Regions from separate parts of the Homo sapiens genome. Here region 1 is linked to region 2. A link is a loop called in an ENCODE intact Hi-C map of the cell type or tissue named here. Cell type or tissue: Caco-2. All regions are shown on one strand. Each heading gives the region's core, and the rest is flanking DNA. Links, peaks and the distances in the headings are about the cores only.

Region 1 (12,002 bases), core at 2,270-10,269, 170 kb before region 2:
CTATTCAAATATTTTTTTATTCATGATAAAACATTTAATATCATGCTATTTTCTAGGGACTTCGTTTTGTTATTTGTCTGTGAGTGCCACATATTAAATACTCTAAGCTAACATACTTTTAAACTGTATAACAACATACATATAATAAAATTATATTGATTCAAACATTGTAATGCATAGTCAGAAAACTCTTATAGTTAGGCACAATAATAGATTTAACTGTATTTTTAGTTCCTTAAACAAAATGAATCATAATGATTTAATATTTATGCACAAAAATTGCATTCTGTGCAGGTTATATGTATATAGACAAATGATCTCTTATTGAGACTGAGTCATCTCAAGAGGAAAATTCACTGTAATTTTGGTATGAGTGGCACTATGCAAACTGTATTCTGATATATTATTCATTGATAATAAAGCTGAATAAAACTTCCTTTTGTGATGTAGAAATGCTCCCTAAGTATATTTTGCTGTATGCAAACACAAAGAGACAGGTGTCCAGCTGATTATTGCATATGGCTGTCATTCTAAGAGCTGCTCATATAAGCTATTTACGCTTTTGGGTGTGGATCATGTCTGCCTTGGAACATACGGTCATCCTTAGAGTCTGTTCAGCATCTCTACAAATGGAAATTATTCTTTGATAATTTAAATTATTTGAATTATAATTGTATCAAAAGATATCATGACCAAATATGAGTACATATGTATCCCAGGAAGCCTTTAATTAAAAAAGAGAAGACAGTAGGTTGAGAGCCAGGCAAGAAATAATTACAAAAGAGACAGATATTTGATATTTGGTTTCCTAGTTCACCTCAAACTCAAAAATTTCTTAATGTTTTAGGAGATTTATAAAAATCAAATGTTCCTTATTTCCCTACTACAAAAACTTTACTTTTCTGACAGTAGATGAAAAGAAAAAAAAATTGGCCTGGGATCCAGTTTATATTTTACTATGGATTTGAGTCATATTTAATTTATTTTCTACTCTGCCCAATTTATCCCTGAAATTTGGCACATGCATTCAACGAGCATTAAATACCCCTCTTCCATCTGAGCTCAGCTTTTCCTTCCCTCCTTCCTTTTTTTCTCGCTCTCTCTTCCTTTCTTCATGTTTTCTTCTCCTTACATTCATTTCTTTCTTCCTTCTCCCACCCCTTCAATCCTTTCCTTTCTTTTTCTATATCTTCTTGCGTTTTTTTTTATGCCTTATATTCTTTGCAGTCCATCAACTGTTTTCAACCCTCGAGCTAGGAACCACAGCTTAATCACAACTTAAAGCTATCACTTTGTACCCCTCATTCAACAACTTCCCATGCCCTCCCTCCCTCCCCCTGCTGCACGACAGAACAACTCTAGTCAGTACTATACTGTATATTTCAAGATGACTAAAAGAGTACATTTCAAACGTCTCGCCATAAAAAATGATCGGTAAACGAGATGATGGATATGTTAATTAGCTCAATTTAATCATTTCACATTGTTATATATCAAAATATCACATTGTACCCCATAAACATATAAAATTATGATTTGTCAATAAAAATAATACTAATTTAAAAAACGCAAAACACAAAAGCTCTCACTTGACACATTCCTAGCCCCAGTGCAAAGACTTTTGCTGAGGCGGAAGTTCTGTTAGTCATCTGCCGAGGCAATATTGTCAAAACTTCCAGATCGTAAAAATGACCTCGGGATCTAGCTGACACACAGATAGCCAGAACCAAGGGAAAATGTATTTTAACAAACTCCCTAGATGATTCTTACGAGGAAAGTGCTAGAAAAGACTAATCTAGATCCACCCCTCAGTCGATGCAGGATTTTTCTTCTTGCCATTCTGACCTGCCGTCATACAATACCAGCTTCAGCACACCTATAAATATTTCTTTTAGGAGAAAGCCTATTCCATTTTGGACCGCTCTAATTATAGGGGAAACAAAAGTCTTCTTATGTTGTTCTTAACACCATTTCCTATTTTGCAGACTACAGTTTTATCATGGGCACATACCGCTATCATTAAAAAACTAGACTAATTGTAGAGGAAATCAAAAGCACTGTAATACACATGATTTGACAGGAACAGGGCTTTGCTAGCAGGGAAGCAATGAAAATGGGATCAAGTCTTCCCAGCAAAGGAAATTAATCAACAGGAGTCTGACAATTACAGGCTTATTTTTAGAGACAGGTGATATGTGTTGAAGGTTATTAAGATGTAACCTCTTATTCATCTAGAACCCTAAATTTTTCTCCTTGAGAAAAAATCTTTAGGAAAGCTACAAAATGTTGTTACCTCTGACAGGTGAGTTCCCAGAGAGTAATGCTATTATCACATGATTTTAATCAGAAAACTTCAGTTTAAATTTCGATTAAGACAGTAATCCTGCCACCTTGAGTAAATGATGGAACTTCTCTTAGAATTAGTTTTTCGTGTGTGATATATAATAAGGCAATTCTGACATACTTAGTTGTAATAAGGATAGAAGGTGCTATGAGGATGAAAAATTATAAACTTCGTTCAGTAAGTATGTGAGCGTTGTCAAGCAATGTCACTAAACTGGCTATAAGATGTGTCTCTGGTATAATTCTAGTACTGATTAATTGAAGAGAAAAAAGAGCATAACAAGTCCATTGGCATGCAGCACGCATGTGTCTAAACTTACCTATCTCTAGAAGTCACACCTCGTGTTTTTAAAATATCGTTCTACTCTCAACAGAATTTTTTTATCCTTATTAGGTTTCACGTATTTATTGGTGTGGGAGAATAGAAACAAGAAAACCAGGGTGAGAAAAGACTGAGACTTCAAACCGAATTCAGTCATCACTTCTCTATATTGGCCAAGCAAGACAATGGAACAATAGATTAAAGTGTTATGAATGTAAAAGACAATATAGGAAGCTGCATGAATTATTGAGGCTCCTGAAGTCATCTTACATCTGTCTGCCCAAAGAAAATGCATTCGGGAGAATTGCCTTATTGCACTTTGTGTGTGTCATTATACTAAAAAAGTCAATTTTTAAAGGAGACAAATTACATGTTCATTTTTCTCTTTATACACAATATATCAATGTACGTATTCAGGAGGATACTTCAGTGTTGGATTTTTTAATAGGAAAAAACAGAGCCTCCCCCACCCCTGCCCCGGCCAACAAATTAAACCCTGGTTCTGACATTAGCTAGCTCTTTATTCTTGATAAAGACACAGATAAAGTCAATGATCACTGAAAGATGCATCTAGCTTCAACCTTGATTTGTACACGCATTTTTATTTAAAGAAAATGTTTTAAAATAGAGACAAACAACTTGAGCACTGAAGTAAAACTGAGGAAGGACACAAAAATAAACATGGAGTCGTATTTTGAGTTCATTATGTCAAGTATTCCTCTCAGAGAACAATGGCAGGTAAAAAACAGATTAGATAAGATTTCTGATATAACATTAGGACAAGTGATGTCAAAATTTTAAAAAAATTATTTACTTACTGTTGTTCCTGATAAAATATTTTTATCATAAACCTAATATTAGCATTTCTCATTTAGTAAAACAAAGGCAAATTTGATTGCGGTTTGAATCTCTTTTAGTTTTTAAAATACTTCTAATATGTGTAAAAAAGAAGTTTAACCCTAAATTATGTATCTCATTTTAAACACGTTATTTAACATTGCTGAGGGCTGCAAAAATATGAAGAGATTAGAATCAATTTTCTGAGCACCTTCCGTATCCAGGGTACCAGAGAAGAAAGAAGAGGTGTTCAAAGTTCAATGTATTGCTTATTGAACAAATACTGAATGAATTCCTCACACATGCCAGGGAAGGCTGATCTATAGCAGCATTGTTATATAAGTGCTGTAAAGGAGATAAACATGTACTATGGAAAAAAATCAGATTAATTCCAGCTATGAATCTCTGTAAAGGTTTAGGTAGGATGCAACCGAAGAAAGCATTCATGAACTAAATCTGAACAACTCTATAAAATCATATAAATGAGCATATAAATGATGCTGAGCATATAAATGATGAAAATTAATGATTTCAGGGGAATATACAGCCATGTTTCCCATAACAATGTTTCAGTGATGAACCTCATATGTAATAGAGGTTTCATAAAATTATAATAGATATGTTTAGATACACAAATATTTACACTGTGTTAAATTGCCTGCAGTATTCAGCACAGTAACCTGCTGTCAGTGACATTCTGTACAGGCTCATTGCCTAAGCAGTAGGCTATGCCATACAGCCCAGATGTGTAGTAGGCTATACCATCTAGGTTTGGGTAAGGGTACCCTATGGTGTTCCCACAGAGAAAAAACCTCCTAACAGTGCATAAACTGTACGTACATTGGAGATGTTTTTCTGTATTTAATTTCAGAATCTATATGAATGACATGATTGAAAATTTCCAAATAAACTAGTTTACTAGACAGTCATCGCATCAATATTTTGTATGTTTCAAAACAATTTCAGCTGTTTGCTTAGGATGTTTAATGTAAGTAAAATTTTTCTGGGGAAAAACATTTTTCTGAATAAGAGGCAAACTTCTTATTTATAAAATTAATATTTTTATATTGACTGGGTTGGCTTTTCTTTCTTTGTAAAAAATTTCCGTGAATATTTTTATAAACTTATAAATATCAGATTTTACTGAGATATGTTTTTCTGAACAAGCAAAATGGTATAATTAACATTTGAGCAATGATTTTGATTCCATTCCTCAATTGTGAAGTCAGTGCACAACACATTTGTCTCTAAATTTTGTGAGAATCATCTGGATCGAAAAATGTTGGAAGATTTGTATTTATAATTAACTTGTTATTCAAAAATTTAATTTCATGAAGTGACCTAATAATATCTTTATTTTTATTCAGCTTTTGTTCATAATAATAATACAGTCATTATCATATACAAATCATTGACAGAGATAAAACTTCATTTTTAGTTTTTTGTCACTAGACAGATACGTTTTCATTTCTGAGCTCTCTTGAGTATATTCTAGTACTACCAATCCATAAAAATTTCATAATTTTGCTGATTCAATAGTATACCTCTGGTATAAAAATTAGATGGGATACTTCTCATTTGTATTTTAATATATCATCTCTCGAGTTGTTTGTATCAATTTCTTTTCTTGAATTTCCAAAGCAGTCTCCTGTAACATTTTACTGCTTAAAACCCCCATTTCTTTGTTCTTGACTTCAAGCTTTGTATAACTCAAGTGTGACAACTCTAGATCCCAAAACTTATCTCTGAAAGGATTTATATGTTAGCAATTTTAAATTTTAATTTCTTCATGAACATTTATTGAGCACTTACTATATGCAGTGTACTTTTAACATCTTTCATCTCATTGTACTTCTCAGAAAATGATAGTCACACATCTTCTTAAATGTTTAAATTATTGTTGCTCAAATGACACGTCATAAAGAATTAATGGAAAGTACAATGAGATGAAAAGCATAATGAGTACAAAGAGAAGAGTAATGTTTGATGCTTGCCATTTTGAAATTCGCTAGAGGCAGTCTGTCACTGTGCTCATCATTTTCCCTTCTAAAGTGTCTCTTGAATTTACCCTTTCTTCTCGAGTCTGGCTACTGAGGCTGAAGCTCAGACTTTCACCCTTCATGCCTGGAATGTTACAGCAGCTCTTTAACTGATAAATCTGTCTCTACCCATTCCTTCTGGAATCCATCTTTCACTGCGATAAGCTTTCTAAATCACTCATATTGTCATGCCACCCTTCTGCATACCACACCCTATTTTCTTCTGCATAAAGATCAAACTCTCTCTCCCAGCCTTAATGGTCACTTATAATTTTGTGCCGTTCTACTGGTGAAGCTTCATTTTCTAATTTTTCTCAGTCTACATACACTACCTCTGTCAGATTTGACAACTCACTTCATTCCCAACTGCATTAGTCAAGGTTCTCCAGAGAATCTATCTATCTATCTATCTATCTATCTATCTATCTATCTATCTATCATCTATCTGTCTATCATCTATCATCTGTCTATCATCTATCATCTGTCTATCATCTATCATCTGTCTATCTAATCTATCGGTATGTGTGTATACATATGCACACACTCATTAACATGGGCATTCGTTCACATGCTCATGGAAGCTGAGAAGACCCACCATCTGCCCTCTGTGAGCTGGAGACCCAAGAAAGCCTGTGGTGTAATTCTGCCTGAGTCCAAAAGTAGGAGGGCTGATCATGTAAATCCCAGTCTGAGCCAGAGCCTGGGTGGGGAAGTGGGGGATGTGTTGGTGTACATCCTGGAGTTGGAAGATCCGAGAACCAAGAGCTCTGATCTCCAAAGGCAGAAGATGGAAGTCCCAGCTGAAGGGAAGAGAGAATTCATCCTGTCTCTGCCTTTTTGGTCTATTTGGACCCTTAATGGATGGGATGATGCCTGCCCACATTGGTGAGGGCAAATCTTTACTTGATCTGCTGATTCAAAGGCTATCCTCTTCCAGAATCACCCCAGCAAACTCACCCAGAAACGATGCTTTATCTGCTCTCTGTGTATCCCTTAACCCAGTTAAGTTGACACAGAATTAACCACCATAGCAAGACCCACTGTCTCTCGCCAAGCTCCTGCTTTGTAATTTGCTTCTTTGGAATGCTTCCCCTTCCCTGTAGCTATCCAACCACTAACCCATCCTGTAAAGCCAACACTGAACCTCACTTACTCTAACGGTTCCAGCACATCCCAATGTTCTTTCCTTCTCTGAATTCCAGTAACATTTATCATCAGAATCTCATGGCTTGTGACTCAATTGCTCCTGAAAAAGGCACTGGAATCAAACACAGACACACTGGGTTCACAGTTCAAAGACACACATTGTTCACGGTTGAGCCTTCAGACTGTTTCTGCCTCCCTTGTCCTCTGGTATGGCAGTCACCACAGCCTCCCAGTGACGGATGATGGTTCCTTCTTCTCCCTTACTCTGGAAGCCTGTGGGAGGCACCCTACTGGTGTTAGCTTCCCATGCCCAGTGCCCCCAAATCACTGCTGACACATAGCAGTCTCTTGATACGTGTTTGAAGATTGAATGTCTGCCATGAATTCTGATCTAGGGCTGCCTTATCTGTAAAATAGAATGAAGCCCTGCCCTGCTTAGTTCACAAGATCATTTTGAGTAGGAAGAAAAGGAGGGGAAGTGCTTTGTAGTTGTAAGCACTATAGAAATATGATATACTATATGATATTGTGTATATAATGATGCTTTCCTAACTACTCTCTTTGAGGCTAGAAACTGTCTTATTTTGACACCAATGTGCACACTTGACTACTAATATTCTGTTGGCTGATGTCATACTTTTAGTAAAATTTATGCAAATTTGTTAATTAATTATAATTAATATAATATTAAGATCATTCCTTTCTATACTGTTAGTATATGTAAGTGTCTCCTACACGTCATAGTGCTTAAAACAACAAAATCACTGACATTCCAACTCTGAACAACCTGAGTGTTTCCATGAATTATATTTGTATATGTTATATCCTCTGCACATAAAACTGAAAAAAGATACAATTTAAAACAAAATCATTAAGACAATCACCTCCTAGGATAGAAAACAGAGCCAGGGAACTCTTGTTTGGCATTAGGAGGAATCTCTACTTTGAAAATAGAAAGAGTTAGAAGAACTGGATTTTGATCTCAGTTCTACAGACATACTGGCTAGATGGTGGTGAGCAAATTACTCATGTTCACAGAACTTCACTTTCTTTCCAGGAAAAATATAAATTTCAATATAATTCTTGCTCTCATGTTGATATCACAGATTAATGTAAATAAAAGGAGAAAATATATGTTGATATGTTAATGAATGCAAGTTTTCAAAAAATTTAAGTATCTGAATCTCACACTATATACTAATATATCAACAACACTATTAAATAAAATATTTTTATAATGTGACTATACAAAAATACTGACTACATGAAAAACTTTGGGATGGAATACACATATGTTTAGGGTTATGTTTCTGAGTACTTTTGGTGAAATGAGTTGATTTGAGTAAATGACACATACAAACCATTTTTACAAATCAGAATGCCTTGGACACAAGGATGTTTTCCTTTTTCTTGATTATATTTCTAAGTGGATTTAGCAGATTAGCTAATAGCAATTTATTTCTGCCTTGTGTGAAAAGATAGGTGTTAGGTGTGAAGAAGCCAATGAAAAGTAATTGTCAGCTTTTTTTTTTTAGACAGTTTCACTCTTTGTTGCCCAGGCTGGAGTGCAGTGGCGTGATCTTGGCTCACTGCAACCTCTGCCTCCCGGGTTCAAGCGATTCTCCTGCCTCAGCCTCCCGAGTAGCTGGGATTACAGGCATGCACCACCACGCCTGGCTAATTTTGTATTTTTAATGGAGACGGGGTTTCTCCGTGTTGGTCAGGCTGGTCTCGAACTCCCAATCTCAGGTGATCCACCCGCCTCAGCCTCCCAAAGTGCTGGGATTACAGGCGTGAGCCACCGTGCCCAGCCAGTAATTGTCAACTTTTGAAGGAACAACTTTAACAGAAAGTAATGACTCTAAAGCAAGTCCTGCTATAAAGAATAATAGAGAAAGTGAGTGAAACATGACAAAAACCCCAAAACAACAAAAAAGTATATGTCCACAGTGTAGACATGAAGTGGAGGTGCTGAAATTAGCACATCAAACCTTATCATTAACTTTTGTCAAAACGAAAGACTTTAATTTTGGAGGTGAGGTGGGGTAGGCAATTCCTTCAAGGTGTGGTCCAGCAGGAGCAACATCATGTCTTTAGCATTGCATCCAATGTTGGGAAGGACACGGGTGTTCTGAGTCACTGTAATAAAGGAGGAGTAGTTGATATCACATTTTTCTTAACACAGCTGAGTATTATGCTACTTTTGTTTTTATAAGTTTCTAATGTTAAGTGCCTAATTGAATTACACAATACAGGTTGATAAACATGGATTAAGATAGACTAGATTTAATTCCTCTGGATTGCTGAGAAGGAATCTATCATCATCATCATGGCCAGGCATGGTGGCTCGCATCTGCAATCTCAGCACTTTGGGAGGCTGAGGTGGGTAGATCACGAGGTCAGGAGTTTGAAACTAGCCTGGCCAACATGGTGAAACCCCGTCTCTACTAAAAATACAAAAATTAGCCGGGCATGGTGGCGGGCGCCTGTAATCCCAGCTACTCGGGAGGCTGAGGCAGGAGAACAGCTTGAAACCAGAAGGTAGAGGTTGCAGTGAGCCGAGATTGTGCCACTGCACTCCAGCCTGGGCAAAAGAGCGAAACTCTGTCACAAAAAATAAATAAGTAAATAAACAAATAAAAATAATCATCCTCATGAGGGCCCTTCTGAATCATTAAAAATAGAATGTATTTATCCAGTAGGGTCTGAATTCTATGTATTATTTACTTTGCAAAATTTGGCAACCCATGCCATATTTCACTTTGTGTACCAAAGACATAAAGTAGAAAATAACATAGTGTATATTTGGGAAAAAAGGGAAAAGACCGATCCTGATCTTTGCATTTAGCTGGATTTTCATTCATATCTAGTTTAGACCTTTCCATGGCAAGAAATCTTATTGCCATTGATTATCCTACTGTCTCTTTTTCATTTTCCTCCAATTAATGTGAGCATCCAAGACCCTTCTACCCATTAGTTTTTCAACAACCTACTTGGGCCCATTTTGCTTTGCATTCATTTATATGGTGCTACGATGTGAATGTGCCTCCTCCAAAGTTTATCAGTTGGAAACATAATTGCCATTACGACAGTATTAAGAGGTGAGGCCTTTAGGATGTGATTAGGATGTGCATACCTCGTTTTATTGCATTTTGCTTTATTGAGCTTTTGAGATAATTCATTTTTTAGAAATTGAAAGTGGTGGCACCCCTGCATTAAGTAAATATATCAGTACCGCTTTTCCAACAGCATGTGCTTAATCTGTCTCTGGGTCACATGTTGCTAATTCTTGCAATATTTCAGACTTTTTATTTTATATCTGTTGTGGTGATCTGTGATGAGTGATCTTTGATGTTACTATTGCAATTGTTCTGGGGCACCATGAATTGTGCTCATATAAGACACTGAACTTATTAAGTGTTGTATGTGTACTGACGGCTTCATCAAACAACTATTTAACTATTTCCCCATCTCTGTCCTTCTCCTCAGGCCTTCCTACTACCTAAGACACAACAATATTGAAATTAGACCAATTAATAACCTTACAATGGCCTCTAACTTTTCAAGTGACTAAGTGTTTTTAGTCTAGAAATGATTAAGCTTAGTGAGGAAGGCATGATAAGGGCTGAGATAGGCTGAAAGCTAGGCCTCTTATGTCAAGCAGTTAGCTAAACTGTGACTGTAAACAAAAAGCTTCTGATGGAAATCTTTTCCAATGAGTACACAAATGATAAGAAAGCAAAACAGCCTTATTGCTGATATGGAGAAAGTTTGAGTGGTCGTGAAAGAAAACCAAACCAGCTACAATATTCCCTTAAACCAAATCCTAATTCAGCACAAGGCACTACTCTTTTCAATTCTGCGAAGGCTGAGAGAGGTGAAGAAGCTGAAGAAGAAAGGTTGAAAGCTAGCAGAGGATGGTTCATGCAGTTTAAGGAAAGACACCGTCTCCATAACATAAAAGTGCAAAGTGCAGTAGCAGTGTCGATGGAGAAACTGCAACAAGTTATCCAGAAGGTCTAACTAAGATAATTAATGAAGGTGGCTACACTAAACAACAGATTTTCACTGGAGACAAAGCAGCCTTCTATTGGAAGAAAATGCCATCTAGAACTTTCACAGCAAGAGCAGTCAATGCCTGGTTTCAAAGCTTCAAAGGACAAGTTGACTCGCTTGTTAAGAGCCAATACAACTAATGACTGTAAGTTGAAGCCAGTGCTCGTTTAGCATTCTGAAAACCTTAGGTCCCTTAAAAAGTACATTAAATCTACCCTACCTGTGCTCTAGGAATACAGTAACAAACCCTGCAAGATGGCACATCTATTTATAGCATAGTTTACTGAATATTTTAAGCCCACCATTTAGACCTACTGCTTAAAAAAAAAAGTGCTTCAAAATATTGCTGCTCATCAACAATGTACCTAGTTACCCAAGAGCTCTGATGGAGATGTACAAGGAGATAAATGTGGTTTTCATGCCTGCTAATACAACATCCATTCTGCAGCCATTCTTGATCCATTCTGCAGTGCATGGATCAAGGAGTAGTTTTAAATTTCAAGTCCTATTAAGAAATGCATTTTGTAGGGCGATATCTCCCATAGATAGTGATGGATCATTCCTCTGATGGATCTGGGCAAAGTAAATTGAAAATCTCAGAAGGATTTACCATTCTAGATACAATTAAGAACATTCATGATTCATGGGAGGAAGTCAAAATATCAACATTAACAAGAGTTTGGAAGAAGTTCATTCCAACTGTCATGAATGGTTTTGAAGAGTTTAAGACTTCGGTGGAGAAAAATCACTGCAGATGTAGTGAGAATAGCAAGAGAACTAGAATTAGAACTGGAATCTGAAGATGTGATTGAATTTCTGCAATCTCATAATAACACTTTAATAGATAAAGAACTACTCTTACGGATGAGCAAAGAGAGTGGTTTCTTGAGATGAAATCTGCTCCTGGTGAAGATGCTATAAACATGGTTGAAATGACAACAAGGAAATTAGAAAATTACATAAACTTAGTTGATAAAGCAGTGACAGGGTTTCAGAGGATTGACTCCAATTTTGAAAGACGTTCTTCTGTGAGTAAAATGCTATCAAATAGCATCATAGAATACGGTGCAGTCTTTTGTGAAAGAAGAATCAGTTGATGTGGTAGCTTCATTGTTGTCTTATTTTAAGAACTGCTACAACCACGTTAACCTTCAGCAACCATCATGCTGATCAGTCAGCAGCTGTTAATATCAAGGCAAGATCCTCCACCAGCAAAATGAAAATGACTTGCTGAAGGTTCAAATGACTGTTAACATTTT
Region 2 (12,002 bases), core at 2,216-10,215:
CAGATAACTACACAGAGACCCTGATTTTCCCTATCGTCTCCCCATGCTGAGTCACACAGATAACTACACAGAGACCCTGATTTTCCCTATCATCTCCCTTGTGTTTTGTTTTTCAGTTTCTTCCCTTGAACAAGTCTCCTTCTATTCCCAGGGGCCCCCTGTCCTCATGCTGTTTCCTGACTCCCCAGATGCCCTCTGTGCGCCTTGTCCCATCTCTCTGTGCCCCTCACGGGGTATTGCCCAATGGCTCAGCAGATAATGCTAAACCAACCTGTGCTTTGTAGAGCTTCATAAATGTGCAACCTTGCTCAATTGTATGGTGCTTATGGCCCAAGTGAACATTTTTAGGAACCTCCTTACATTCGTATGGTATGTTTCTACCACCCCGTCTGGGAATGATCTGTAAGACAGAGTAGATAATATTCTTTATCTAGCATCCTCCCCCATGTACAGCATAGGTGCACCTGCTCACACACCTCGCAAGAACACTTAACTATAGGCCATAGGAAAACTTTAATTCATAGAAATATAGATACGTATTATAAAGATTCCATGTGTTGATTACATGTAGACAATAACATGCCCATAAATCACGTCTCCATTTTGAAGTGACCTAGCAGCACTGCTCAAGATCATCAACCGACAGAGTCTTCCTTGTCCTTGGTACCTTATCCACAGGCCTCTGATCTGCTCCATGACTTACGCATCCTACTCTTCACATCTTCTGAAAATGTTTTGCTGATGGTCCCCTGGAGCTCATGCTCAATTGTCCTTTGTCTGTGAATGTTGTTTCCTCACTTTCCTAAAGTTAGGCAGGAGCAAAAAGCACTTTAATCTTAGGCTAGAAAATAACTAAATGCCTACTACCTCATTTTTTCTTCTCTTTGCATCCCAAAACCAGACAGACAGAAACCCAGCCTACAGATTATGTGTTCTTTTCTTTGTTTCTTTTCTTTTAAGTTTGTTGTTCAAACCCAATGTCACTGCTCCCACTTGCAATCTGCCCAGCACTATTTTACCAGAAAATTCCTTACGTGTAGATTGATAAAGACATTGTGGCCGGGCGCGGTGGCTCACGCCTGTAATCCCAGCACTTTGGGTGGCCGAGGCAGGCGGATCACCTGAGATTGGGAGTTCGAGACCAGCCTGACCAACATGGAGAACCCCCGTCTCTACTAAAAATACAAAATTAGCCAGGGTTGGTGACACATGCCTGTAGTCCCAGCTACTCAGGAGGCTGAGGCAGGAGAATCGCTTGAACCCGGGAGGCAGAGGTTGCAGTGAGCCAAGATCACGCCATTGCACCGGAGCCTGGGCGACAGAGCGAAACTCTGTCTCAAAAAAAAGAAGACATTGTGCTATTCTCCCCAATAAATTCCTGTTATTCTAACAAGGGCTTTCTTGAAATACATACCTTGAAACATGGAGGAGTGTCACTAATGGTGGAAATTAGATATCACTTCCAGATAATGGGGGGATGTTAGCTATCAGTTCCAGATAATAGGGGGATGTTAGCTATCACTTCCAGATAATGGGGGGGATGTTAGATATCACTTCCAGATAATGGGTGGATGTTAGATATCACTTCCAGATAATGGGGTGACGTTAGATAACACTTCCAGATAATGGGGGATGTTAGATATTCACTTCCAGATAATGGGATGTTAGCTATCACTTCCAGATAATGGGGGGATGTTAGCTATCACTTCCAGATAATGGGGGGATGTTAGATATCACTTCCAGATAATGGGGGGATGTTAGATATCACTCCAGATAATGGGGGGGATGTTAGATAACACTTCCAGATAATGGGGAGATGTTAGATATTCACTTCCGGATAATGGGGGATGTCAGATAACACTTCCAGATAATGGGGGATGTTAGATATCACTTCCGGATAATGGGGGGATGTTAGATATCACTTCCAGATAATGGGCAGATGTTAGCCATCACTTCCAGATAATGGGGTGATGTTAGATAACACTTCCAGATAATGGGGGGATGTTAGATATTCACTTCTGGATAATGGGGGGATGTTAGCTATCACTTCCAGATAATGGGGGGATGTTAGATATCACTTCCAGATAATGGGGGGATGTTAGCTATCACTTCCAGATAATGGGGGGAAGTTAGATATTCACTTCCAGATAATGGGGGGATGTTAGCTATCACTTCCAGATAATGGGGGAAAGTTAGATATTCACTTCCAGATAATGGGTGGATGTTAGATATCACTTTCAGATAATGGTGGGGATTTTAGATATCACTTCCAGATAATGGAGGGATGTTAGATATCACTTCCAGAAAACGACCCCTCCAGTGAGGCTGCATCTAACCCTCCCCTGCCCAGCATCTAGCCATGGCTCCCTCTGAACCTTCACCTACAGAATTCTCCTGAATGGGAAATTTCTTGACACCTATTATAAAGATTCCACGTGTTGCATTACATGTAGACAAGAACATTCCCATAAATCACATCTCCATTTTTAAGTGACCTAGCAGCATTCTCTCTCTCTCTCTTATGTCCATAATATTTATTAAAGATAGCAACCATAGGCCGGGCGGGGTGGCTCACGCCTGTAATCCCAGCACTTTGGGATGCCAAGGTGGGCGGATCACGAGGTCAGGAGATCGAGACCATCCTGGCTAACACGGTAAAACCCCATCTCTACTAAAAATATAAAAAATTAGCCGGCGTGGTGGCGGGCGCCTGTAGTCCTAGCTACTCGGGAGGCTGAGGCAGGAGAATGGCGTGAACCTGGGAGGCGGGGCTTGCAGTGAGCCGAGACTGTGCCACCGCACTCCAGCCTGGGCGACAGAGCGAGTCTCTGTCTCAAAAAAAAAAAAAAAAAAAAAGATGGCAACCATATTCCTCTGTAACATCACATAATCATTTTGGTTGCTGTTGTGGTTTAAAATCCACTTTTATAACAATCCTTTAAACTAATATATAAATATTACCAATATATAAATATATAATATAAATAATATGATATAATATAACAATATCAAAGAGAGAGAGAGACGTCCCTCTGTATCCATGTGGAATTGGTTCCAGGACCTCCTGCTAATATCAAAATCCGTGGATGCTCAAGACCCTGATATAAAATGGCATAGTATTTGCATATAACCTATGCACATCCCCTTGTATATTTTAAATCATCCTTAAATTACTTATAATACCTAATACAATGTGAATGCTACGTAAATAGTTCTTATACTGCGTTGTTTAGGGAATACTGACCAAAAAGGTCTATAGATATTCAGTAAGGATGAATTCTTTTTTTTACAAACTGACATTATTAGCAAAGAAAATAAACTTTTTACACCAAAAAAGAGTATTTTTCACCACACAAATAAAAGATGGTATATATATGTGTGTGTATATATGGTATGTATATGTGTATATACACACACCATATATATACCAAATATATGCACCATAGATATACCAAATACATATATACACACACGCTATATATATGCACCATATAGATACACCATATATATTTATATTTATATTTATATATATATACATATATATATATGGTGAGGATATACAAATCCTTCCATATAAGGCTAGTCAGTAAATCTCAACAATTAAAAAGGTCATTTTCAATGGCCGATTAATCACAGAACAATTTAAAAACTATATAAAATTAAACCTACACACATATTAGAAATACAGTCCAATTCACTTATATACCCAACACACTTTAAAGTGGACACAGAAAAATGTTATTTACTGGCTTTAAAAAATATGTATTAAACTCATGTACTATTGTTTAAAGAGTACCCACAAAATTCTCACTTCAATGTTTCTTTGTAAAAGAAGTGGAAATCTATAATCCAAAGACCCTTTTCAAAAATGAGCTACTGATAAATGCAATGGATTTATAACTTCTGTAACATTTCATTCATGTTGTGAATTTTCTTGAGCATTATATTATAATTAACTTGCAGATGCAATTTTTAAAAAATATTTTTATCCTTGGTTGGTTGAATCCATGGATGCAGAACCCGTGGATATGGAGGGCCAACTGTATTTTTTTCACTACAGAATATGAACCTGTTAAATTTAATCGCTATTTGAGGCAGAGAGATACCTTCACACCTTCAAATCACACTGTGCAGGTGGCCACCTGACTTACCTATATGCTCAAGCACTACATAGAAAGTGCTTCTACTGAGAAGGCAACATAATGAATTCTAATATGAAAATGCACAGCCACTTAATTATAATAGTCATATTTATATTCGCCATATACCCTAAGAAAACTGACACAATAGAAATATAAACTGACATATTCCAGGGCCCCACACACGCTGGTCTTTGTATATTGTCAGTTTCACGGGAACAGCAGAAATGGATGAATAATGTAAAACTTTGCCATATTTTTTAAGAGCATGACGTAGAAGGATCGCGTAGTGCTTGTGTCTCTCGTGTCCAGTTAGGAAAACAAAACCAATTCTAAGCATTCCAAACACATTGGATTTGAACATTGGTTTTAAACGTCACAAAAAGCCAGGCAGGAACAACAAGGGGATGAGGCTCCCCAAAGACTGGTACCTGAGGAACTGCTGTTCGTAACTGCTGTTCGTAACTTCAGGATGCCACAACCACCCCATGAGCCAAAAACAACCCCAAAGAGCAATGGTGTAGCCCCAAGTCCACGCAGCTGTGGGCTGAGGAGGCTGGAGTCCTTCTTTAGCCACTGCCGGATGCAGTGAGCACTGCCACTGCCACTGCACAGGAAGCCAGGAGCTCACACTCCTGATACAGCAAGAGCCAGGGCCCAGGAGTACTGGTGGTTACAAAGCTGTCAGAGCAGCTGCTGCTGCTGCTGCCATTGGAACTGTGCCACCTTAGAGGGAACCCGGGCTTGCATCCACTTGTCACTGTGGTTACTGCTGCCAAGGGCACCACCAGGAAAAACAATGACTAAAAATATGGATTTGCTCTTTCTCCCACCTTCCCATTTCTTGCCAGTGCCTCCCATTATCAAAATCTTATTAAATACCAGTCAGAAGGCAGTGTGGAAAATGTAGCTTGCAGATATCCAGTCCCCTGTGATACAGAAAAGAGCACAGAATGGGGGTGCGCACCGACAGACAAATCACTGACCTGGCGCTGTGGGTGTGGAGCTCTGTAAGTAGACAGCTCTGTAAGAAGCCTGCCTGGACACAGGTCCCTCTCCCCAGATTCCAGCTCATCTCACTACCAGATGCTCTTTCTATTTCTGTGCTCCTTACTCTTCCCTCTCTCTCCTCTCTCTCTCTTTTTGCTACCATTCCCTATCCCTGAATCCACCTAGATTTCCACTCTTTTTTTTTTGAGACAGAGTCACTCTGTCGCCCAGGCTGGAGTGCAGTGGCACTATCTCGGCTCATTGCAAGCTCTGCCTCCCGGGTTCAAGCAATTCTCCTGCCTCAGCCTCCCGAGTGTAACTGGGATTACAGGTGCCCGCCACCAGGCCCGGCTAATTTTTTGTATTTTCAGTAGAGATGGTGTTTCACCGTGTTAGCCAGGATGGTCTCAATCTCCTGACCTCGTGATCCGCCCGCCTCAGCCTCCCAAAGTGCTGGGATTACAGGCGTGAGCCACCGTGCCAGGCTGGATTTCCACTCTTGTTCAGGAACTATGTCAACCACTCTAAGACACCTGGAGGGCCCAATGGTCACTTGCCACATTTTCTCTTACTCCATTGTCAGGAAAGTATGTGGATCCTCATAGAAACTGTAGGTTTTTTACTTTATCCGGTTGGTTCCCTCACAAGAAATCCACCTTATTATAGTAAGAAAACTGGAATTGGAGATCAAAGACTGGCTCTAGTATCATATCCACTGATCATGTGTAATATTAACTTGGGAAAATCTTTTCATATTTTGAGCATCAGTTTCTTTATGTGTAAGATCAAGGAGTTGACTGAGATCTAAATTTTTTTCCCACTCAATGTTATGAGGGTTTGTAAAATTCAGTTGTTTAAAATACCTGATTACTGTCTCATTAATTTTAAAAAAACTTTTCACAACTAAGTCTATAATGAGGTATTGCTCCTCACCCTTGAGGGCATTAGCTGCGGGGGTCTGCCCATGGACCCTGACCCAAACGACAGGCGAATAAAACGTACACTGACACAGATATTCTGCTTTGCCAGTCCTGCTGAGTGTCCGACCGCCTGCACACCAAGAGTGGTTTGTCACTGTGGCTGGCCCTGAGCAGCTCGCACTCCAGGCATTTATTTGGTATACAATTAACAACAGAAGCTCTGAGTCAACACACTTGTGGATAATTAACATGGTTAAGAGAGTAGTTCTAGGAATGATTAAAGCTCAGGTACCAAGGTCTAAGGTAAATACCATTAGGGGACAATATCCCTAGTCAACCTCCCCACAAGTGGGCCATCTGGCTCAAAGGTTAGTTATTGGAGGTAGGGTAAACAGACTTAAGTGGGGAAGCCTCTGTTGTCCCTAGTATTTACCCTAAGACCTAATGCTCTAAGGTAAGAACCGGCTGCCTCAGCCTGTTCAATTATTACAAGCTATGTAAACTTTCAGCCTTCCAAAAGGTTTGTGACTATTCCCTATAACTTTCCCTAGTATTTCCCTTTAATATTTCTGCCACCATCTGAGTGAATCCCAACACTACAACATATAAGAAGAAAAAAAAACAGAGACCGAGGCCAAGAATAAAAACTATAAACCCATCATATGATCAAATACATTTTTAGAGTCCAAACCATGGTGCAGAATATCCTGAGTTTCCTCATGTTCTCTCTCGCTCCACTGAAAGTCTACTGTTACGGCCACAGAGGACCCGTCTCTCTGGGCTCCCACATTCTTTCCTCCCTACCTTACAGTTCCTAAGTCTCTTTGGCCTTTTACCCTTACCATAAGATTTCACGTTTTTCTTTTTCTGTCCATCTCAGAAGGGTTGTCCTTCAGTTTCACCTGGGCTTCCCCTTGGAAGGCCTAGTGAATGGTCTCAGGTGATTGTGTCCGGAGGATAAGGGGAGTATGACAGCCACCTGCCCTTTCTTTTAGGGCTTACAGGAACACATCTACCAAGCAAGGGACTTCTTGCCAATGTGGAACATACCTTATAGCACAACCTCAGGGCATTATTATTTCTCTGGCTCTTTCCTCATCTTTTCAAAAACTTTATGTATTAGCTTACATTTCTATGACTCATGATGCGAAAGAACAGGTCATGTTAGAAGAGGAAAAGGGTGAGAAGAAATTCTGACCTACCTCAGTACACAAGGTGAATAGGATTAACTACATCATAAATTGTAAAAGTAAGAACAATAGACGTCGAAAGTTTTCTTTCTAAATGCATAGCACAAGTAAGGGGCTGGGAGAACAAATGTAGCTTCCTTAACTCTGTGGCCTGGAAGCCGCACGTTTCAGCACACATGCTTATGTCATTCTTTTCTCTTGATGGTAAATGAATGCTTCAATAAAATATATAACTCAAGGGAGTTGAGAAAAGGAAATTAAGACTGTTAGAAAAGGACATTAATATTTACTGGTAACACTGAAATCAGAATTATATATTAAAATGAAGTTTCTAAACTAGTTTCCATATTTGACTAGAACAAAAACAGCTTCTTTGCAAGACAATACCACACATTTCCAGAGCTCGTCCAGGATTCGTAACAGCTGCATGTTTTGTTGTTTAGAATCAGTATTTTGGTCACTGCGTAAATCAATACTTTAAAAAATTGTTTCTATTAAGCAACATAATAAAACAAATGCTCATTTTTTTTTGCATATCCAAAGGCCTTGAGGAATTTTAAGCAAAAATAGAAGGAAGGAAAATTATAATAAACAATGGCAATATGTTCATTTCACATATTTTGAGGTCCACCTGTTTAAATGTTTCTAAAGCCATTAAACACATCTGTTATTTTTTTCCCTTAGATAAACAAATTATATGAAAAAGTAAATATACGGTTTCTAAAGCCAGTTCAGATGGGATTTTGGGGCACTTTACCTCCCTGTGTGCTTCATTTTCATCCTCTATAAGAATAGGTTTCTCTCATTTACCTCTCTGAGTCCTGTGAAGTGTTCTTGGTCCATGTAATGCAAGGACAAGGCACAGAGCCATCCCCCAGTTGATAATGGGCGTGATCATTAGAGCGGGAGCAGCAGGTGGGGGTGGTTCTCCGTGCGGGCATTCATGCATATTTCCTCTTTTCATATCTTCAGTCTTGTGGAGTCTCAACAGGCTGCAGCTTCTCTCACTAGAATATTCAAAAGAGCATTTAAAATTAGGAGATGGTCTCTAACGTGCCTTGTAGCTCTAATATTCTGGGAATCTTTGAGGCTGTATCCTATACATTGTTATTTTTGTTTTATTTCTATATAACTATTACCTGCCTTCTACCTGTAAAGATATTCCACAATCAGGAACACATCGCTTTTTTAGGTATAAAGCAAGACTCCTGAATGGCATTCTTGCATTAGCATTTATAAGCGTCACCTTGATACTAATCGCGTTAAACTTCTGTGGGGAACGTTCTATTTAATATCACTGTATCATCTACATGGGACTCTGTTCTATGGGCAGCTTCTCTTCTGAAGAAGACATTGCAGAGCAGTTCTCATTATTTCACTTTGTCCCTCCCCTCAAGAAAGAAGACCTGGCCCGGCATAGTGGCTCACGCCTATAATCCTAGCATTTTGGGAGGCCATGGCAGGCGGATTACTTGAGGCCAGGAGTTCAAAACCAGCCTGGCCAACATGATGAAACCCCGCTCTGCTAAAAATACAAAAGAAATTAGCCGGGCATGGCGGCGGGCACCTGTAATCCCAGCTACTTAGGAGGCCGAGGCAGGAGAATCACTTGAACCCAGGAGGCGGAAGTTGCAGTGAGCCGAGATGGCGCCACTGCACTCCAGCCTGGACAACAGAGGGAGATTACGTCTCAAAAAAAAAAAAAAAGACCTACTCTAACCAGCATTAGTGAGAAATGGGTATTTTACCGAATATATCTTAAAGAAACATGAATGATAGCGAATGATAGAAGGGTACAACACTAATAACACAGCAATTCACCTCCCTTCAAAAATAAAACTACCCTTTAGATATTATATCGGTCTGGACCCTCTGAGAAGCTGATATAAGCACAGGATTACACATGCAAGGATGTTATTAAGAAAACTACTGCAAAAGGAAAACGGTGAAGGAGCCAGAGGGGTCTGCGAGAAAACATCTTAGGCTGCTTTCCAGTCTATGGAAGGTTCAGCAAAGCTACTGGAAGTCCACGAGTCAACCTCAGGCATCAGAGGAGCTCATGGCTCCCAGGACAGGCATCCCTGCTTCCAATTCAGTCATTGGCTGGAGAGCAGCCCATGGGAATGTGGTTACAGCACAAGTGCACGATGGATTTTAGCTCAGTGGCCAGGCTCTTGGTCACTAACTCCTCTGTCAGTGGAGATCTGCAGGGTGTAGTCTCTTGGCCAAATCTCTCTTCCCAAACTCTGTTCTGGTATCCACTGCAAATTCCACCCACTGTCCCACTGAACTGCCCTTTAGTCTAGTATTTCAAACATCACACACTCAAGAATTCTCCCTTCAGAGCTTTTCTGTTTTCTTTTCTTTTCTTTTCTTTTTCTTTCTTTCTTTCTTTTTTTTTTTTTTTTTTTTTTTTTTGACAGAGTCTCGCTCTATCACCCAGGCTGGAGTGCAGTGGCACCATCTCAGCTCACGGCAACTTCTGCCTCCCGGGTTCAAGTGATTCTCCTGCCTCAGCCTCCCGAGTAGCTGGGATTGCAGGTGCCCGCCACCACGCCCAGCTAATTTTTGTATTTTTAGTAGAGATGGGGTTTCACCATGTTGGTCAGTCTGGTCTCGAACTCCTGACCTCACTATCTGCCCGCCTCGACCTCCCAAAGTGCTAGGATTACATGCATGAGCCACTGCGCCCAGACCCCTTCAGAGCTTTTCTACACCTCTTCCTTTCTCTTGTCTCTTCTACAGGCTTATCCAAAGTTGCATCATCCATCATTATTCTCGGGCATATTAAAGCCGTGACTTTGCTTGCCCTCAGGAAATTAAACATCTGTCAGTCACCAGGAGTCACAATCCACAGAAGACAGTGAGTAGGAGGATGCCACAGAACCCATCGTGTTTCCTGCCGTATTAAAGCAGGGCTGTGCTGTCATCAGCCTGCGATGTGCCATTTATTATGCAGCACCCCATCATCTGGCTTCTGTCTCAACCAACATACTGAAACTGCTTCATAAAGTCATCAGTGTATTTTTAATTGCCAAGTTGATTGGACATTTCACAGCCATTATTCCTGACTTTTATAAGCATTTGACATGACTGATCATTCATTTCTTGAAATTCTGTTTTTTCCAGACGGCCGTGATAAACACTCTGAACATTGTTCTTGCGCTTTCACGGCTATCCCATTTCTTTTTTTTCTAATGCCTTTTGTTCCTCCCCATTCCTTGAGTATGGGTGTTCCCCAGACCTGTTGCTTCAGTCGTGTGGTCTAAATACATACTTTCCCTAGGAACTGTATTCTCTAATGTAGAAGAATAATGTTCCTTTACTTATGTATGTTGTATTGATCAAGCTTTTAGTATGACAACATATACTATATTAAGTTCTGAGGATAATATCACAGGGAAAAATCTCTGGCTTTAAGGAATATATTGTCCAATGGGAGAAACATAAAAGCAAGCAAGCAATTACAAGGCAATGAACTACTGTGATGATGGGGATGTACAGGGTTCAGGGCACACACAGGAGGATAGCTAACTTACACTTGGGAAATTAGAGAAGATTCTCATAGGAAAAAAATCACCAATGTGTCATCATAATAATAACAGAAGCAGTAGGGCATTCCAAGCCAAGACAGCACTGTGCTTGAGGAGCTGTAATTCAGCTACATAGTTCAGTAGATCAGCTATTGAATCAAGGACAATAGGAGAGGTTGGGTCACACAGATGCTGAACAATCAACCTACTGGGATGAAGGACATTGTGTGCACCACTGCAGCCTTTGGTTCTCACGCCGACAGCCCTGAGGATTCACAGACTTCAAAGAAGAGCATGACTTAATGTTTCAGAAGGTTTTTGGAAGCTCACTCCATACAAAAGAAGGATTAGAAGTAGGATATACAGTTAGCAATCAGCACCCACGGGCTCTGCATCCATGGGTTCAACCACGTGCAGATTGAAAAGGCAGTTAGGCCTATGATCATTGCATCTCTACTGAAAAATGTACAGACTTGATGTTATTCCCCAAACGATACAGTAAAACAACTGTTTCCATAGCATTTACATCACGTTAGGTATTATAGGCAGTCTAGAGATGGTTTAAGTACACGGAGTATGTGTGTCAGTGACATGCAAACAAGACACCGTTTTGTATAAGGGACTTGAGCATCTGTGGATTTTGGTAAAAAAATTCATGGGGTTCCTGGAAGCAATCCCTAGCAGATACCAAGGGATGACTGAATTTGAGATAAGAACAATATCTAAGAACTCTCCAGCTCAGTTTGATAAAATATTACTTAAGCCTACTATGTACCAAGCACTTTAAAGTGCTGAGTGTTAAAGGCTTGCTTAAGAGTAATGTGTATAGTAAAATCCCATTAAATCAAAGCCAAACATCAAAGAAAAACAAAAAAGAACTCTAATGTTCTTTTAAGTATGTGTGTAACCTATGTTTATACATGTAGTATTATTCTGGAGTAAACTACTGTAACTGGGCTGGGTGTGGTGGCTCGGGCCCATAATCCTGGCACGTTGGGAGGCCAGGGCGGGTGGATCACGAAGTCAAGAGATCGAGACCATCCTGGCCAACATGGTGAAACCTGGTCTCTACTAAAAACACAAAAATTATCTGTGTGTGGTGGTGCACGCCTGTAGTCCCAGCTACTCGGGAGGCTGAGGCAGGAGAATCGCTTGAACCTGGGAGGTGGAGGTTGCAGTGAGCTGAGATTGTGCTGTTGCACTCCAGCCTGGGTGACAGAGTGAGACTCC

The links. Hi-C counts contacts between places; a loop is a spot of excess contacts. Peaks named below come from ENCODE experiments on the same cell type or tissue, not always from the same donor. Only the 100,000 strongest peaks of a DNase experiment are listed, where the experiment ranks them.
Region 1: a loop joins it to region 2, with 2.4 times the contacts of the local background. A loop is called at or near these places in 1 of 110 quality-filtered maps.

The regions. Positions count from the first base shown.
Region 1 is chr4:188,598,592-188,610,593 of GRCh38, reverse strand. LINC01060 (long intergenic non-protein coding RNA 1060) reads right to left here. Exons shown (of 5, transcript NR_033869.1): 5 at 8,686-8,826. Among named protein-coding and RNA genes, the nearest start is that of LINC01060, 150 kb to the right of the region's middle. In Caco-2, for the core only: no CTCF peak of the experiment used is centred there; no DNase peak of the experiment used is centred there.
Region 2 is chr4:188,432,948-188,444,949 of GRCh38, reverse strand. LOC105377609 (a long non-coding RNA gene) reads left to right here. Exons shown (of 4, transcript XR_001741960.2): 4 at 9,985-12,002. Among named protein-coding and RNA genes, the nearest start is that of LINC01060, 17 kb to the left of the region's middle. RefSeq lists an enhancer at 1-387. In Caco-2, for the core only: no CTCF peak of the experiment used is centred there; a DNase peak (open chromatin) is centred at 6,409.